Regions from separate parts of the Homo sapiens genome. Here region 2 is linked to region 1. The links are chromatin contacts, found by Hi-C or POLR2A ChIA-PET in ENCODE. All regions are on one chromosome and are shown on one strand. The core of a region is the stretch at or near the end of the contact, and the rest is flanking DNA. Distances in the headings are between cores, read along the strand shown. Region 1 has its middle 34 kb from the start of SPATA13. Region 2 overlaps SPATA13 (spermatogenesis associated 13).

Region 1 (5,668 bases), core at 2,236-4,735:
TGGAAAAATAACATCTTGGATAATGCCTTGTATATGGGGCTTTGGATTCTTCCAGGTGAGAGCATGAGAAACTCCTTGATTAATAAAAATTACAAAGGCAGTGAAGGCCCATTGGGGAATATACAGGAATGTTTAAAGCAGAAAATAAAACTCCTCCACCCAGAGATCATTGTTAATTCCCTAACTCATTTCCTCTTTCAGGCTTTTGAGATAACCTGGGCAGACTCTGGCCATGGGAAAGGAAGGCTCAGGGGCCCTGTGAGATGCTGGTGCCGTCCAGCTTGGCTCCAGCTAGGAAAGATTGGGCCTGGGGTCCTGGACACACAGAAAGCAATGGGATTTGTCAGAATCGTCACCAGCTTCCTCTAAGCCTGGGCAGCAGAGTCTTCTAAGCACCCAGCAACATACAAATTCACCAAAGAAAGCAGTTATTAGAGTTCATACAGAGAAAGGAGCTGATGATAAACTGATTTTCGGTTTTTAAAGATTTGTTTGGTGTATTAAAATGTGTTTTTGTTGTCTTTAGTAGTCTATTGACACCACCTTAGAATCTCTCTCATTCATTTCTCATCTATAAGATGAGGAAGGTAACAGCCACACTTCTTTCTCTTAAGTTACAGACTCCCAGGGAGCAGGTTGCTGAAAGCTCTTTCAGGACACAGTCGAGGTGTAGAGCCCCGTCAGTGTCTAACATAACAGAAGGACAAGGTGGATAGAAGGGCAAGGTGCCTTTCCAGGGCAGCTGCAGAGTATCAGACTTTCTCGAAGGAAGGTGGATGGCCTGGTGGGACGCAGTGCTCTCATCTAGATTCTGGTGAGAATGGCAGTCCTGGAGGTGAATTTAGTCATAGTCCATCAAACAAGTCTAATTGGACATGGCATTCTACCTCTTCAAAAGCTAAACAGCCCACTTGACAGAAGTTTCCAAGTTTGGTTTAGCAATTCTATATTGTATAGATACTGCTTTTGTCTGTTGTAATGAACAGGAGTTATAATTACTCCAAGGTTTGTTCTTTTTTTAATGTGTACACTACTTTTACATCATCAATTGTTGGTCCATTTTGTTAGTTTCTTACATTCCACATAGACTAGTCTGAATGTTTGCAGTGGGATCAGATGTTACTAGCATATTGTCAGATTTTTTGTCTTATTTTTTTTCTATCACAGCCTGCCTGCCTGCCTAGATCTGTAGAACCAAGTCTCATTCAGGTCAAGGATCAAGTGCTTGAAAGGAACTGAAACTCATTCATAGGGTCAGAGCGGGTGGTGGCAGACAGGAAACATTAGAGAATGTCAGGCAAGGCAGGGGCTCTCCCCGGTATTTCTCCCAATGGCCCCATTGTCTCTCCTCTCTGCCATTTGTTTCCTTTCTCTCCAACCCCTGGACCCATACCCTCTGTGAGGCTCTTAGTTTCTGCTCCCGCATAACATCAGCTTGCGTGGAGAGGCCGCTACACTGGCTCTGGAATCGGTGCTTAGTGGCTCAGGGCTCACGTCTCTTGCTTTCTTCAGCAGAGGAGCCTGGGAGTTGCATCTCCTAACACGGCGGGAGAGGGAGGAGCCCCTTGACTTAGAGTAGGGAAACTTCCTGTCATTCCTAATGAGACTCACCTTATTGTCTTGGGAAAAGAAACTTAGGACATTTCAAGCCTCAGAGTGTAGGCAAGAGGCAAAGCAAAGGCAGGAACCAGGGGGCATGGAGGGTATGTACTGCAGGTTTCTCCTTTTCCACACCTCCTTCAGCATACAGAATACACATGATCCCTTCAGGGGTCGTATGGACCAACCTAAACCACCCCCAGCACAGTTTCTAAAATTCACCAACCAAGTGGTTTAAGGAGCGAGGGAGAATTAAGCAGAGTTCTCAGTTCACCTAGTGAGAATTACTAGCCAAGGAATTCTTCCTTGACTTAGGTGAGATTGTCAAGATTCAAGGGATGGACGTTTTTGTTGCTCAGGAGCAGGAAGGAGGCAAGAGTTCATTTTGGAGGTGAGGAATAAGGAGGAGGGCAGCCCAAGGAAAGTTGCGCTTTGAAGGAGCAAAAAGGAACCAGGAGGCAGAAGGACACAGGAAGCCTAGTGCTGTTGTTGACAATAGGTGCTCATTAAACTTCTGGTCAATTAACTGGAAGAGTAAGGAAAAGACGAATGGAAGGCAAAAGGGGGCCCACTCTGGAATGTGGATTTCAAATGTTCCCTATTGCCTATGCTTTTCCCTGCAGCTGAGAGCAGCTGCCTTTGGCTCTGCTCCTGGCTTGGGCCCTGTGGTTCTTGGGGAGGTACGAATAGAGCAGGGGAGCCAGGAGCCCTGTATCAAACAGGCGAGAGTCTTGCATCTTCCTTTCTGATGCATTCTAGAAGTGATGAGAAAGCATCTTCCTCCACTCCCAGTCTGTTGCAAGATCCTGCTGGAATTCCACTCACTTCTCTGCCCTCACTTGCTACAGGGACTTCCTCTCCAGGATGAAGTCATGGGGGCAGGAGCCATGGGGAGCCTTTGCGGCTGTGACCCATGATTGAGTCTGGGGGAGGGGTAGCTGGAGGTGGGGTACAGCCTAAGGCCAATGAAACAGTTTTTCACAGCATTAACTTAATGGGAAATGGAGGGACTCACAAGCAGATCTTGGACTTATGACTGCCACACTCTGCTCTGACCTGTGGGGCTGACAGATTGCTCCTCAGTAGATGTTGGACTTGGGTAACTTTCTCCTTCATGTCCCTTAAAACCCACGACAATTGTGTCTATTCTGGAGTTTCCCTGGCAAGAGAAAGTGAGCGAAAAATAAGCATTTACGTATATATATTTGTGTGTGTGTGAGAGAGAGAGACAGACTCCCAGGGCGCAGGACAGAGACAGGTTCTGTCACTCAGGCTGGAGTGCAGTGGTATGAATATGGCTCACTGCAGCCTAGAGCTCCTGGGCTCAAGGGATCATCCCACCTTAGCCTACTGAGTAGCTGCAACTACAGGTGTGTGCCACCATGCCCAGCTAATTTTATATTTTTTTGTAGAGATGCAGTCTCACTATGTTGCCCAGGCTGGTCTCAAACTCCTGGGCTCAAGAGATCCACCTGCCTTGGCCTGTCAGCTTGGGGATTTGGTTACAGGCATGAGCCACTGCACTCAGTCCATTATTTTTATTATTAACTTAGCAGCTCTAGGAATCTTTACCCTAAACGTTTTCTCTCTCTAGAGATCATAATGGGAAGACTGGAGATTGTGAAATCAAACAAAAATGGGTTTAAATCCTTTCACATTTGTTATCTAATGTGTGGTCTTATCTCATCTCTCTGAGACCAGTTCCGAGGTTTGTATAATGAAGTTAGTAATATTACCTCCTTAAAGCATTGAGGATTTAAGTGGAGAATACCAGTGTTGAGGTAGAAATGCCAGTCAATCCTGGCAGGAAGGGGGATGACTAGAGGACTGTTTAATAAGGGAGTTATTTACAAAGGTGTGGCCAGGGTAGGAAGCAACAGGGACAGAGCTTACCCAGGCTGGTAGCAGTGAGGCCACCCTCTCCAGCTCTGAGGGGGTGGGAGTAGGGCATTGCCAGAACCTGCCTTGCAGGTACTGTGTGACCTTTAGTCAAGAGACAAAGCCATCCCACAATGACACCAGCAGGGAGGAGTTGACAACCAGCGTCATTTCCTTCTCTCTCCCTCCAGTTCCCTGCCTGGGCTCCCTCCCCATTGCTGAAATCCAACCAGAGGCCAGAGGGTAGGGGAGCCCCCGTAGGTAGTCTACTGAGAACAGCCTCTGGGGACAGCAGCTGGAGAAGGGTGAACCATAGAGTGAACCAAGGAGACAGAAGATCTCCAGCACAGCAAGAGCTCAAGAAATGAGATGACTGTGATGAGTCATTCAAGTTCAGTTTAGAGCCTTCCAGCCCATAGCTGGTAAGTTTCTTGAGAACAGGCATTTTTGTTTTCTCACAAAGCATTGGTAAATCTCCATACAGATAATATGCGCCCATCAATGGTTGCTGAACAGTGATCAGGTTCTGAAAAAAAGCAAAAAATACTGACTTGTGAGCAAGTTTAACATTTGAAGTTCAAAGACAATGGTATCATAAATTTAAATTGCACAGCAAGGAATAAAAACAAGACAGGCATCAAGTCTGGTACAGCTTCATTTATTTCTTACTCTTCCTACCGAATTGAGTTTGCATCCAGGTACTCCTCATGCCTCCGTTGGCAGAATGATGATGTAATGAACGAACAGCATTTACAGTAAATGACAGCAAATTGCTCTGTAATTCAAGGGCTAACCCATGTGCCACACAATGATCTTTTGATGTCTGTGAATTTCTTCAAGGTGGGTGGGGAAGCTTTTTGCTTGTAGGGAAGGCTCTGGATGGACTGAGCCTCTGACATATCAACTGTAAATCCTGGAGTCCTGGGGCTTTATTCGGAGGAAGAAAGCACCTTCTACAGGCAGCAGTAGAGTGGACTGTCCCAGAATCGAGCCCACTGCCCTGAGAATTGGACTCCACAATGGCCAGTTGGACATTGTCCTTGTGCCCGGAGGGGTGACCTACACGTGGGACAGGAAAGGACATTGTGGCTTCATCACCAGAAATGCTCTGCCAGGTCTGTCCTTCTGGAACTTGCCTAACCTGCTCTGCAAAGGTTTCAAGATGTTCTAATGCATCCACTTTAATTTATTCAAACCCCAATGTACGGTCAGATTTTTCTGGCTTCTGGCTAGCTAGGTGAAGAGAAGGGTGTTGCTCAGAGGTAATTAAATGGTGGGGCAGAGCCATTAGGAAAGTGCATGGGTCCAGGTCATGCTTCTCAGGCCTCAGGTAGCTTTCTGAGAATAGCCTGTCTTTCGGCATCCCAAACTAAGGCCTCCACAGCCACGCCGGGCCCCAGAAATCTGCATTCTAACACTCCTCGCTGATGTGGACAGGCCTTGTTGTGGAAACAGGACTCCCGGGAGCAAGAGAACCAAAAAGTATATTTCAGGAGAATTTAAACATAAAAAAAGTCCTACCTTATTTAAAAAAAAAAAAAAAACTGCTTACTTCCCTTAAAAAATACGTACCTAAGGTTAGCCACTTGCACTTATTTGTAGAATAATCGCATTGTGCTTACATTTCTTGCAAGCAAAATGTCATTTTATTACCAATTGATCTGGCAAGAAAACAAGTGAGCTAAAACCTTTTTATACTTTTTTTTCTCACCCAAGATCAAGTAATGATTGGTTCCACTAAAGGCTTAGTAGAACAGCCCATCTGTGTGACTGCTGCAAAAGTGGGTGACAAACTCTACACCGGGGTAAGTGACCCTTTCTGTTGTTGTCACCCTGTGGCACCGCACCATCTGTTTGTTGAATTCCTCTGATAGGCTGACTTCTAATGATCCTATACTTTAAAGAAGTGGCTTCTGCAGCATGGGCTTTCAATCCAAAGTCCAGGTGGTGTGGGCTGAAAAAAGGAACTGTCCAGACTCTGGTGCTAGTGTCGGGTGGGTTTCCACAGTCCACGCTGAATGCTGGGGGTCAGAGGAGCAGCCAACCATCAAAGTCTGAGTACAGCGTCTGTCCCATGTGAGCATGAGGGAAAGGGAATCCCAGATCTGACTTTCATCCTTCAATTCCCATGCTCAATTATTTTTAACTTCCATGTTTCAGGATGGAAAAAAATTGCCAAAACACACAGAAC
Region 2 (5,668 bases), core at 1,611-4,110, 57 kb after region 1:
TTTCCAGGACTGGAAGTTGCTCTGGGTGAGTCAGTGAGTGAGGAATGAATGCGAAGGCCTAGGACATTGCTGTTCGCTGCTCTAAACTTTAGAAATACTGTCCACTTAGTCCACTCTAAATGTATTTAATATATGTGCTGCTGAAGCAAGCACTCTAAATTTATTGAAACTTTTTTCATAATAAATTGACCTTAGTTACTATAAGCTTGTTACTTTATAAATTTTAATTTTTAAAATCTTTTACTGTTTTGTGATAACACCTAGCTTAAAACACAAATATATTATACAGCTGTACAAATATAATTTCTTTATAGCCTTATTCTTCTCTACTGTCCCTATTCCATAATCTTTTTTTTATTAAAATTTGTTTTGCACTTCTTAAGCTTTTTTGTTTTGTACTTTTTAAGCTTTTTTGTTAAAAATGAAGACAGAAACGTACACATTAGCCTAGGTCTACATAGGGTCAGCATCATCCATATCACTGTCTACCACCTCCATCCACATCTTGTCCCACTAGAAGGTCTTCAGGGGAAGTAACACGCATAGAGCTGTCATCTGCTATAATAATAACGCCTTCTTCTGGACTCTGTCCTGAAGGACCTGCCTGAGGCTGTTTTACAGTTGACTTTTTTTTTTTTTGTTAAAGTAAGTAAGTAGAAAGCATACACTTTACATGAACTATAAAAAGTATAGTATAGGCCGGGTGTGGTGGCTTACACCTATAATCCCAGCACTTTGGGAGGCCAAGACGGGTGGATCACCTGAGGTCAGGAGTTCGAGACCAGCCTGGTCAACATGGTGAAACCCCATCTCTACTAAAAATACAAAAATTAGCCGGATGTGGTGGCACTCTCCTAAAATCCCAGCACCTCATATAGTGTCTGACATGTAATAAATGTTTGAATAAAAAGTTGTGTTGGAATTATTAAACTACTTGTGGAAAACTCTTGTTTGGGGTATTTGTTTTGGTTTTGTTTTCCTCTTTAGGAAGGATCCTTGCATGGGGAAAGAGGCCTGGCCAGATGAGATAAAAATCTGTTTCCAGTTAGGCTGAGGCTTAGAAGCAGGAAAGGTCCTTTCCACCAGCCTCAGTTTATGGATGGGATTAGCAGTGTTGTAACACTAAACTTTGAGGCATGTATGACTGTGTTTGTCTTTTTTGTTTTGCTATAAAGGAATACCTGAGCCTGGGTCATTTATAAAGAAAAGAGGTTAAATTGGCTCACGGTTCTGCAGGCTGTACAGGAAACATAGTGCCAGTATCTGCCTCCAGTGAGGCCTCAGGAAGCTTCCAGTCACAGTGGGAGGTGAAGGGGAAGTAGGTGTGTCACATGATGAGAGAGGAAGTGAGAGAGAGACAGAGAGAGAGAGAGAGCGCAGGAAAGAGGATGGGCCCTTTAAACAGCCAGCTCGAAGTGAACTTACAGAGTGAGAACACACCCATTACCCTGGTGAGGGCACCAGGCCAGTCCTGAAGGAGCCATCCCCATGACCCAAACACCTCCCCCAGGCCCCGCTTCAACACTGGGGATCACATTTCAATGTGAGATTTGGAGAGGACAAACATCTAGACCATATCAATGGCTGTCTTTTTTGAAGACATTTCCTTTAATTTTTTAAAACTGTCATTTCTAGTAATTTTGTTCTGCTGGGGTTAAATATATTTGGCTGTGCAGATTTTATCAGTGTTAGAAAAACTCAGCATGTTGCGCCACATCAGTCGGGCCAGGTAAACAAAGCTAGTCCATTACACCAAACCCAAAGAAGGCAAAGGCAGCTCACCGAGGGCTCACAGCAGGGCCTTGGTGCCCAGGGTGGCTTAGTGCATTCAGGGGCACCATTGTTTTTATCAGTACACTTGGAATCAGGGCTTCTGAGGATATCTGCTTACATATATTCCTCATTCACATAACTTGCCAGAAAAGATATAGAGAGATTGCTGCATACCTGGATGACTTCAAGGTAGTAAAGCTATAACTTTTGAGGGGTTATAATTTCCAACACACTCTCTCACTGAGTCTAAACTTTTTCATCTAATTTTCTTTTGTTTGCATGTTGAGGTGCATTTGGCAGAGGGCTGAATTTTTCACATATAAAAACATATATGAAACATTTTTCAATACAAGTCAAATATAATAAACACACATTTTCTTGAGGATAGACATCATCCTTTATCACTTCCCTCTGTAAAACCACCATCAAACCCAACCAAGACTGAATGACAGAACTAGAAACATTTAACAACGGCATCATCATGCCTTAAGCTTAGTACACAAAATAGCGTTGTGTTTAAGGGTTGAAACGCTTTCTATGTTGTAAGTTTTCCAAGAGGTACAAGTCAAGGCTTTCACTACTTTATACAAGCTTGTCCAGCCCACGGCTCACGGGCCACATGCAGCCCAAGATGGCTTTGAATGGGGCCCAACACAAATTCGTAAACTTTCTCAAAACATTATGAGATTTCTTTACATTTTTTTTTTTTTTTTAGCTCAGCAGCTATCATTAGTGTTAGTGTATTTTATGCGTGGCCCAAGACAATTCTTCTTCTTCCAGAGTGGCCCAGGGAAGCCAAAAGATTGGACACCCCTGCTTTATAATGTTCTCTATGGGCTAATGGTGGCCGTACCTGTCAGCACTCCTGGGGTGAGAAGGGGGCGGGGTGAGCAGGACTCTTCTCTGTGCTGGGAGTAGAGGCTTAGAGGCACTCACTCTCATCCTGGTTTTGCTCCATGTGACTTTTAAAATAATCACGGGCGCTTCCTCAGACACAGCGTCACATGGTGTTTTCCATGTATTGGGTCACTTCCCACACACAGCACATTGAGCAGACATTACTCCCCCCTCTACCCAGGAGAAAACTGAAACACACAGGAAGTGGCGCGCTCAAGGTCACCCAGAAAAGCCAGCTGCCTTCACAGGACAGTCTTGAGAAGTGTGGAGGAGAGCGCCAAGGGACAGTAACAGAGCTATGAGGGCTTCCTTACCTGTGGCATCTGTTGACGACTGTGTCTGAATAAGTTTTGAGTGAATGGGTACCTGGTGCTGGCGCTTGCTGAGAATGACTTATTTTGGAAGGTCAGTGTTAAAATCATTTGGATGTGGAAATTCCATACAGAAAATTCTCTGGGAAAAATGTTTGGTTTTGCCCTGAACCCAAGGAGCCAGATTACTTTCCTTATTGTACCCAATAATTACTTACTTATTGTACCCAAAACTGCTGAGCTCAACAGAACCTGCACCTGCTGTGCGGGTCCCAGCTGGGCCAAGCAGCCACCAGCCCAGAACCATTTGGTCACCAGCAGATACCCTCATTTGGATGGAAAGTGAAGAGAAAAGCGTACAATGGAGCCAACCAAATCACAAAGATTATCACTTTTTTGGTGGTAGTGTTGCCAGTTTTGATTTTTCTAGAGTGTCTGTTTAACTTGTTGATTTTTTTTCTCTCTGATGTGTAATTGTTGTTATCCATTAACTTAATGCTGGGCAACAGCATGAACTCACTAATCACAGTGAGGAGTTTTGTTTTCTGTGCAGGACAAAGTTCAACGCTCTGCTAATTTCATGATCTCAGTTGTGAAGGTCCAAGTGACTGGACCTAATATAAAATCGTGTCCACCATGGTATGACCTCTCTGGTGACATTATGAAGACTTGAAAAGGCAGGATGGGTCCAGATTTTTTTTTTAATAAAATACTTCTTTAGTTATTTTGATGAAAGGCAGTGTAAAAGGAAAATCCATTGTTTTCCTGTTGTTCTGAGTTGAGTCAAGCGACGGAGTCTACGGAAAATGACCACTTCTTTACTCTTCCAGAGTCCTAGCAGCCGTATGGGTCATTCCTCAGGAAAGTGCGGGTGCCTTTGAAAGTGGGCACTGGGGCCGTCTTTGAAAGGCACGTGTATCGAGCATTGTGTTTTGCTTCTCCAGGGGACCTGCTCTGTCACTGCATTTGTTGCCAGTTCGGGCATTTCCCCCGCTTTCTGTAGCTCCTTGTGTGCCACCTTTCCTAATCATAAGCCCTGAAGTTCCCCTGTGACGTATTTTTGTGCTGCTGAGTAGATGCTAGTTTGTTACAAAAGACCATACAATAAATGCTTTTGTGTGTAATAGTGCCCATCACACATGATAGGCACTCAGTGAAGTTTTACTGCTTGCTTTATAAAGAAATTTTTTCCACAAGGGATTTTATTTCTTAGTGAAGTACTGCCATGAGGATGATTTTTAGGGCCCTATAATTTAGATTTTCCTGATTCAAGACTGTAATTTATTCTTAAGCTATCTGGAGATCCACTTAATGAGAAATAAACCTTTTAAGAGGGCTGAAAGAACCAAGATTTTAAATGGCCAAATTAAGGCTTTTATATCACCTCTGGAAATAACTACTCGTTTAATTTTAAATCCATTAATAGCCTTCTGTAATTTTGACATAATGACTATTGATAAGTCCTTTATATGGTCTCATTTCAGAAATCTTAAGGAAATAATTGGTGTTAACGTAATAGGCATCGTGTTTTAAACATCATATGAAACATCATAATTGAAGGTTTCTCAATTCCTGGATTTAACTTAGAACACATACAAATAGATGCAGTTTTTTTTTTTCATGAGCCCTGTGTTAGTCAGGGTTCTCCAGAGAAAGAACTAAAAGAATGTGTGTGTGTGCGCACACACATACATCAAGAGACAGAGAGAGAGAGAGAGATTAAGGAATTGGCTCATGTGATTGTGAAGCCTGGCAAGTTCAAAATAAGCAGGGTAGGTCAGTAGGCTGGAGTGTCTGGCAGGCGTTGATGTTTTAGGCTTGAATCTTATGGCAATCTTAAGGCCAAATTTCTTTCTTTTCTGGAGACTTCAGTCTTTTAAGGCCTTCAACTGATTAGAGGAGGCCCATCCACATCATCTGCCTCACTCAAAATCTACTGATTTAACTGTCAATCACATCTAGAAAAGATCTTCACAGCAACATCCAGACTGGTGTTTGGCCAAATAACTGGGCATCACAGTCCTAGCCACGCTGACACATAAGATGAACCATCACAACTACCAGTGAGGAAACGGGAATGTTACGGTTCACAGGGGAACCTAAAGAAGAAGTCCTCTTTGCTTCACCTGCTTACATGATGTAGGGTTAATTGCAAAGCAAAAGTAGAAAATTAGAAGGTTTGGGAATAGCTACAGGAAAATTGGATGCTACACCAGCAATTAGGGATTAATAGTATGACTAAGGTCAGAGGTTTACGATATGTCAGGGATACACAAACTCACGTGTTGTATGTTTGCTGGCGACTGATAATAGTCTTCAAACCAAGAGGGAACATCAGCCATAGTCCAGAAAAACTGATGACAGAGTTTCCTAAATCCCAGAAACGAATAAAAATAGGACATCAACAATGTTCTACGAGTCAAGATTAAAGCTGAAATTATTTTAGGTTGTCCCCAGGGTCTAAGTAATGCCACTGTGCTAGGCCCAAGAGCTAAAGAGAAGTTAGTTCCCTTTCAGAGTTTCTTAACCTTCAGTGTCAGGAGGCCAAAGCAAAGCATAACATTGTTACGGGAACATTAATTTTCTGCACAGAAAATACAGGTTTGAGAGGGAAGTGCTCCACAGGGCAACTTGTTTGAAATGGGCAACAACGCTATTGAGGCGGTTGATCAAGTTGAAGAGAAAAG

What was found. Hi-C counts contacts between places; a loop is a spot of excess contacts on that map. ChIA-PET counts read pairs that join two places held with the same protein, here RNA polymerase II (POLR2A). Pooled maps may share reads with other maps.
Region 2: a pooled map shows a loop between it and region 1 (4-fold over the local background). The contact joins two enhancer-like sites. A Hi-C loop is called at or near these places in 5 of 50 pooled maps. POLR2A ChIA-PET finds 5 or more read pairs at or near these places in 3 of 52 experiments (activated CD4-positive, alpha-beta T cell, activated CD8-positive, alpha-beta memory T cell and activated naive CD4-positive, alpha-beta T cell).

Annotation. Positions count from the first base shown.
Region 1 is chr13:24,123,731-24,129,398 of GRCh38, forward strand. It overlaps a transcript of SPATA13 not described here and the pseudogene IPO7P2. Among named protein-coding and RNA genes, the nearest start is that of SPATA13, 34 kb to the right of the region's middle. Within about 2 kb of position 3,486, at least 5 of the 41 ENCODE cell types and tissues checked have a DNase peak (open chromatin) inside an H3K27ac peak, as active enhancers do.
Region 2 is chr13:24,181,136-24,186,803 of GRCh38, forward strand. The region is part of intron 1 of SPATA13 (spermatogenesis associated 13); the gene reads left to right. Among named protein-coding and RNA genes, the nearest start is that of MIR2276, 22 kb to the left of the region's middle. Within about 2 kb of position 2,861, at least 9 of the 41 ENCODE cell types and tissues checked have a DNase peak (open chromatin) inside an H3K27ac peak, as active enhancers do.